Regions from separate parts of the Homo sapiens genome. Here region 2 is linked to region 1. Evidence: chromatin contacts called from ENCODE Hi-C or POLR2A ChIA-PET data. All regions are on one chromosome and are shown on one strand. The core of a region is the stretch at or near the end of the contact, and the rest is flanking DNA. Distances in the headings are between cores, read along the strand shown.

Region 1 (3,439 bases), core at 469-2,968:
AGGTGAGAAAATCTAAGAGGCTCTGAGGCATCTTCCAAAAATAAGATGACTTGAGAGGCCCAGAGAGGTTAAATAAATAGTGCAGAGCTCACAGGGTTAGAATTTGAGCCAGGCCTGTCTGATATATCTATGCTCTTGGCATCACTCAGAGGAGGTTAACCAAATGAGCAAAGAGAAAACCTTGACCGTGAGTTCTCAGAGCACGAGGCAATCAGCCACAACACAGAGAAAAGTGGGTTTTGAGGCAGCCCCTGCAGCAGGCAGGTGGGAAGGAAGAAGAGAGCGAGCTGACAGCTCAGTTCTCACGCCTTCTGTATTCCTCAGAATTCAGATTTTGGCCGTTTTTGGTGATCATCGTGATTCTAAGCGCACTGTTCCTTGGCACCCTTGCCTGCTTCTGTGTGTGGAGGAGAAAGAGGAAGGAGAAGCAGTCAGGTGAGTGGAAGGTCCTTAGGGTGGTGCTCCTGCCTGAGGCCTTGGATCCTGTGACTTTGTCCTGCGTCCAGTGGGATGTGTCTGGGAGCACAGCATCTCCTTTTCCTCAACGAGCTTTGGTATGTTTGTGTGCGTGGTGGCGGGGGGCAAGCAGGTTGCTAGGCTCTCTCTCCCAGTTCATGCCTTCTGATCCCAATGCGCAGATTTCCCTGTAGACAGCTGGTTTGGGAGGAGGTGTGGGAGGGGCAGTTCGGTTGCTGCCTCTGTGCTCTTTGGGGTTCCTGGGAAGAGCATTAACTTGCCTCCTTTCTAGAACCTTTTTTAAGGTTTGGCCATTTGGGGTAGAGGTGGGACCTGTTAGAAGCAAAAGCCCTTCTGGAGGTTTCTGCAGCTCTGCTCTTTGTTTTCTTCCTCCCTCAGAGACCAGTCCCAAGGAATTTTTGACAATTTACGAAGATGTCAAGGATCTGAAAACCAGGAGAAATCACGTATGTCATCCCGGAGGCTGGGGTCTCTCTCAGCTGGCTTGGAAAATGCTCTTTCAATGATGGTTATTCAGAGCAGAGGGACAAAAAGGACTGAACGACTGTCCTTTTGATGTGACCCTCAGCCCTTCCCCATCTATCTTTTCTCCACCTGCTTCCTAGTTCTGGTGATGGAGGAAAAGAGGAAACAAAAGGAGCAGAGGAGATGAAAGGGAGGCTGAAGGGGCATCTTGGTGCAGAATTGCACCTGCTGAGAAGGGATGGAGCACAACAGAAATCAATGACAGAGGCAGAGTGCTGCTGTGGTATTTGTTGTCTGACCACAAATTCTTTTTCCTAATGAGTCAGGGCTTACATTCATGAGTCCCTTAATGGTGACACAGGCTGGGAAGTGTGACCAGCCAAAGCATAATAGTTTTGTAGCTGGCTCAATAGGCTGCATTCACAGCCTTTTGGAAGAAGAGGCCTGAGTGTGGCTGAGGTACTAGAGAGAGTAACCAGCCTGGCACAAAGCCCACCAGCCTGAGTAGGCTCCTCCAGGAGCCTCTCGCCTGCTCTTCGCAGCAGGCAGGGGCCAACTCTGCCTGTCATCCAAGAATTAGAAGAGGAGGAAATTGCAGAGGGCCTGCAGATGCCCCCACTGCTGTGTCTCGCTTAGGGCAGATGTGGTGACAGGCCCAGGGGAAAAGCTCTGATGGAGCCTACCAAACTGCTGGCAGGAAGTGGGGCAGGGTGGGTGAAGTGGGGCGGAAGTGCCTTCTTTCCACTGCCCCCTGGCGCTTTGCTGTGGAGACCCAGCAGCACGCAGGAAGCACATGTGGTGGGGCTCTTCCGTGCTGGCCACATACGTGAGGCCCTGTGCAGCCTCGCAGAGCAGGCAAGCATCCTCTCCCAGATGCCTCTGGGTTCAGAGGCTGTTAGAGCAGCTCCCCATGCCTGTTTTTTTATTTTTATCTTTATTTATTTATTTATTTTTGCCCCAGCAGTGGCTATGGGAATGTGAAAAATAAAGCAGTGGCTATTGGAATGTGAATAATAAAAGGGGACTTTGTTTCTCTCACTGCTACCAGACTCTGGTACAAATTCCTGAAAGCATGTGAATCTACCCACAGCCAGTGATGCCCGGGTGCTTGCTAAAAATAATCTATTTTTCCAAAAAGAAGATGACTTGAGATTAGGAGACCACAGGAGGAAAAACAACTTAGAGCAAAGGAAACCTCTTTGGGATTCAGGCCTATTAGCTTACTTCTTCCGACTCAAGAGCTCCTCCCTGCCTGGCCTCAGCCCTCTCTGGCCTCTCCCTATTGTCTCAGGGCTCCAATTTGAAGGCCTAAATCTCAAGTTTCATGTGGTCTCACTTTGAGACCCAGCTCTAATCTTTCTAGAAACACTTCACACGGGTCTGGACGGGAGAGAAAAGCAACAAACTCCTGCAGTATTTTAAAACACAAATGAAGTTATTGACATTGTCAGATGCCCATGACTCCCCAGCCTCTAAGGACAGCTGACAGTTCTCTGCTTCTCTTAGCTTCTTCTTGCTTCCAGGAATTTTGCTTGCACCTTGCCTAATGAACCCTGCTGCCTCCACTGGCTCCCAGTAGAACCCAAACTGGCAATATGCTTTCAGTGGCCGGCAGCATGAAATACCTCCACCACCGATTTCCTAAGGGGTAGGAACAAGAAAAGGGAAGCAGGAAGCTCTGCTTCCTGCTTTGGCCCTTGGGTTCAGGGCTGCACCCAGCACTATAGCTGCCCAGGGCGCTGACTTGAGGTCAAGGGCAAGGTGGCCTCAAAGATGATCTAGAGAGGGCTTAACTGTGTTTGGTCTTTGAAATGTTTAAACTTTCTGAATTTCAGTGCTCTGAGGTAAGGCTCAGATAACAGCCCTACTCAGAGCTCTGCAAGGAAGGGTTTCTAAGTTACTAAAGGAAAGAAAGTGACAGCATTCTCTTTGAGCAGGGTTGCTGGAACCCCTCACACCTAGGTGGTTCCTTGCTCCTGATACTAATGGTTCCACTCCAAACTGCTCTTCTTCCTGTCTCTTCCCATCTTGGGAGGATCAATGACTCTCCCCAGTCCTGCCACCTCCCTCCCAGTCTCCTGAAAAGCCCTCTTCTTTGTGCTGTTTTTCCCCACTCAATCTAAATCTGGACAGACCGAACTGTCGCTCATGTTACCCCATCTCCATTTCTTGTGCAGGAGCAGGAGCAGACTTTTCCTGGAGGGGGGAGCACCATCTACTCTATGATCCAGTCCCAGGTACCTCTCCAGTTTCTCTAGTCCATTCCATACCTATCTCTGGGGTTTCCTAATGCCCCCCTGAAACTCACACCATTGAATGGCAGAATAAGATCTTGGTGCTTCTAGAATCCAGAAGATAGCTTGGCTTCAGTTGCATTAACACATTATTTGAAAAGATCCGTGTGATACTAGAGCATCTTAACACAGCTGGGAAGCCTGATGTGGACATTCCTTCTTCTTCCGTGTCTGGCAGAAGGTCTGGCCCAGATAAAGTCTAT
Region 2 (3,762 bases), core at 830-3,329, 320 kb before region 1:
AACTCATTTAATGATAGACTCCTTCCCTGGGTAACTCCCTTCTAGCCTCATATAGTCCTGGTTTCAACTAACACCCACAGGCTAATGACTCCCAGATTTTCATCTTTGGTCCAGATCTTTCCTCAGAACTTCAGCCTTTAGTATCCAACTGTATGTTGACGTTTTGACCTTCATTTCACAGGTACTTCAAACTCAGCATTTCCATCTGGAATTTTTTATATTCCTTTGGATACACTTCCTGAATTATCCTCCTGAATTATCAATTTCAGGTGGCAGTATGAGCATTCACCCAAGGCAAAAACCTGGGAATCATCTTTGACCCTCCCTATCCCTTACTACACTAATCCATGTTATGCTAATTTTACCTTCTGAATATTCTACAAATCTACCTCTCCTCTCTATCCTCACAACTGCCTAGTTTAGATTGCCTTTTGTTTCGCTGAGATTAATGACAGCCTAACTTGTCTCTTACCTTCAGTCTTGTCCCTGTCAATTGTATTTTCCCCTTATTGCCAATGTGACTGATCTAAACCCAAATCGGCCATGTAATTCCTCAGCTTAATAACTTTTAACGGTATCCCAAAGCCTCCAAGAGAAAATTCAAGTGCTCAAATATGTCTCCTAGCTTTGTCTACCATTCCCTGCCTCACATTTGATGCTCTAACAACTCTGAGCTACTTTGTTTCTTCAAACACATCATGCTGGTGCCTGTGCCGTTTCTAGATTCTATGCCTTTGCTCATGCTGTCCCTTTTGGCTTGAATGTCCTTCTACTCTTATGTTTTATCAGGCTAGCTTATGTTTACTCTTTAAGTTTCAGCTCAAGCATTACCTCTTCCAGGAAACCTTCCGTGACCGAATGCAAACTGGATGTCTCCTCTTATGCTCTCAAAACATCCTAGCCATTTCTCGCTTTATATCTGTCCATATCTGTCTCAGTCTCTCTCCACTTAAACACTGTATTATAATGATCTGGTTTTGTCTACCTCAGTAAGTTCCTCCTTATTCGGCTTGGTATCTCCTCCCTAGGTTCTATATGCACAGTAATTTTTTTTTTTTAGTGAATGAATACATGAGGTAGGAGAACTAGAACTGCTGGTCTTTGAAGCAGGCAGAAACTACAAGGAAGACAAACTTTTCTCACCTTCCACAGTAGAGATAACTGAGAAGACAGCCCGTTTCTAACTATGAGCTAAACTCCCCAACTCTCTGTAGTTAACACCTACTTGAATTTTCAGCCCTAATGTGGCTTGAAAGAGTGAAGAGTGAGGCCAGGCGCGGTGGCTCACGCCTGTAATCTCAGCACTTTGGGAGGCCGAGGCGGGTGGATCAGGATCACGAGGTCAGGGGATCGAGACCATCCTGGCCAACACGGTGAAACCCCGTCTCTACTGAAAATACAAAAATTAGCTGGGTGTGGTGGCGCGCGCCTGTAGTCCCAGCTACTCAGGAGGCTGAGGCAGGAGACTCGCTTGAACCCGGGAGTCGGAGGTTGCAGTGAGCCGAGATCGCGCCACTGCACTCCAGCCTAGCAACAGAGCGAGACTCCGTCAAACAAACAAACAAAACAGTGAAGAGTGAAGAAGGGGGCAGAGAGATGCGGACTGGGAGTTGGCGCCCTGAGGATTTTTGTTCACATCCAGGTGAACAAACACCTGTAGCCAGGGAGACACGTCACCTTCTGGGGAAGCGTATCCCTAAAATAACTGCTGCTTTTAGCCGCAAGGTCTGGCCCCACTGTGCACCTCACCCGAGTCTTTTTTGCCCTCTCCCCACCATCCCTCCTTAGTCCCCGAGCCCCACAATAGTCCCATTTCTATGAATTTGGGCGTTAAACTTAAAAACCGGAAGCGGCTTCCACACGGAGCCTATTATTGAGGACACCTGATTTCTCCCAACCCTTATGCTACGCGTTAGACTGTAGAAACACAACTAACCCGGATAAGGGACTGATATTCCTCCTTCAGTCGCTGCACCCACAACTCACGATCTCGGGGTCCGGCGTTAGTCTTCAGCACCGGGATCTCAGACACAACACGTCGCGTGGCTTCATCCGCCATCTTGGACCAGGGCGCAAGAGAAACGCGGAAGTGGTGTTGCCTGTAGCTTACCTCAAGGCGCCGTCATCTTTACTATGGGAAGATGAGACGTTGGGTTGCTGTAAGACCTCTTTTGAATAAGATCTTTGTTTTCTTGTCACCTAGTTACCCGCTTGTGAGTGCATCGAGAAGAACAGAATGTAAACAGATTACTCCGTCCTATATATGACACCTATCATTAAAATCACCGCATAAGGCACAAAGGGTGACTTCCGTTCATGCTCAGAGAAGTAATCGCAGAAAACCCGGACACCTTCCCAAACTTGGAAAGCTCTTAGAACTTCAGGCTGCTGAAGGCATTTTTACTTATTTATTTATTTTTATTATACCTTAAGTTCTAGAGTACATGTGCACAACGTGCAAGTTTGATACATAGGTATACTTGTGCCATGTTGGTTTGCTGCACCCATCAACTCGTCATTTACATTAGGTATTTCTCCTAATGCTATCCCTCCCCCAGCCCCGAGCCCCCAACCCCAAGGCGCTTTTCAAGGCACTGACTTCCTAAAACGAGCGATTCGTGTTTCCTCTTCGAAGAACTTTTCCTTTGCTTATATATAGTCCTGCCTCTAGATGCAGTTATCCTGTAGAAGGATGTTTAACTCCTGATAAAGATTAGAAACCATGCAGAATCAAAAGACAAATCCCTGCAAGATTTCTGCCTTAGTCTAGCCATTCACTGAGTCCTAGACTTTTTTTTTTTTAGACAGTGTCTCAATCTGTTGCCCAGGCTGGAGTACAGTGGTACGATCATAGCTTACTGCATCTTCCATCTCCCGGGCTCAAGCGATCCTCCTGCCCCAGCCTCCCCAAAGTGCTGGGATTACTTGTGGGGAAACAATAAACAAACTCCAGTTGGACTTAAAATCTAAACACATTAATTTTTGCTTTTTTTTTTTTTTTTTTTGGAGACCGAGTTTCACTCTTGTTGCCCAGGCTGGAGTGCAATGGCATGATCTCGGCTCACCGCAACCTCCGCCTCCCGGGTTCAATTGATTCTCCTGCCTCAGCGTCCTGAGTAGCTGGGATTACAGGCATGTGCTACCACGCCCGGCTGATTTTGTATTTTTAGTAGAGACCGGGTTTCGCCATGTTGGCCAGGTTGGTCTTGAACTCCTGACCTCAGGTGATCCACCTGCCTCAGCCTCCCAAGGTGCTGGGATTACAGGCGTGAGCCACCGCGCCGGCCATTTTGGCTTTAATTTAAATATCCTGTTTGGCTGGCGTGGTGGCTCAAGCCTGTAATCCCAGCAACTTGGGAGGCCAAGGCAGGTGGATCACTTGAGGTCAGGAGCTCCAGACCAGCCTGACTGGTGAAACCCGTCTCTACTAACAATACAAAATTAGCTAGGCATGGTGGCGCACGCTTGTAGTCCCGGCTACTTGGAGGCTGAGGCGGGAGAATCGCTTGAACCCGGGAGGCGGAGGTTACAATGAGCCGAGATCCTGCCATTGCACTCCAGCCTGGGCAACAAGAACAAGATTCCGTCTCAAAAAATAAATAAAACCTAAAAACGTTAATTATAGATTTAAATATCTTGTTTGGCCGGGTGCGGTGATTCACGCAGATAACCCCAGCACTTTCAGAGGCCGGGGTGGGCAGATGGCTTGAGCCCAGGAGTTCGAAAATAGCTTAGGCAACGTGGTGAAACCCCAGCTGTACA

Evidence for each region. A loop is a pair of places that touch in the nucleus more often than their neighbours do. ChIA-PET counts read pairs that join two places held with the same protein, here RNA polymerase II (POLR2A). Pooled maps may share reads with other maps.
Region 2: a loop to region 1 is called in a map of naive thymus-derived CD4-positive, alpha-beta T cell, with 4 times the contacts of the local background. The contact joins the promoter of UFC1 here to the enhancer-like site in region 1. A Hi-C loop is called at or near these places in 2 of 168 maps with a recorded cell type or tissue (mammary epithelial cell and naive thymus-derived CD4-positive, alpha-beta T cell) and 7 of 50 pooled maps. POLR2A ChIA-PET finds 5 or more read pairs at or near these places in 1 of 52 experiments (activated CD4-positive, alpha-beta memory T cell).

Annotation. Positions count from the first base shown.
Region 1 is chr1:160,835,935-160,839,373 of GRCh38, reverse strand. It overlaps CD244 (CD244 molecule), which reads left to right. Exons shown (of 9, transcript NM_016382.4): 4 at 325-435; 5 at 856-923; 6 at 3,120-3,179. Among named protein-coding and RNA genes, the nearest start is that of CD244, 25 kb to the left of the region's middle. RefSeq lists enhancers at 1,515-1,644, 1,648-2,162. Within about 2 kb of position 1,718, at least 12 of the 41 ENCODE cell types and tissues checked have a DNase peak (open chromatin) inside an H3K27ac peak, as active enhancers do.
Region 2 is chr1:161,152,295-161,156,056 of GRCh38, reverse strand. It overlaps UFC1 (ubiquitin-fold modifier conjugating enzyme 1), which reads right to left and starts at 2,079. Exons shown (of 6, transcript NM_016406.4): 1 at 1,937-2,079. The coding sequence starts at 2,059. RefSeq lists enhancers at 1,772-2,161, 2,202-2,251, 2,342-2,391, 1,280-2,479, 1,717-2,497.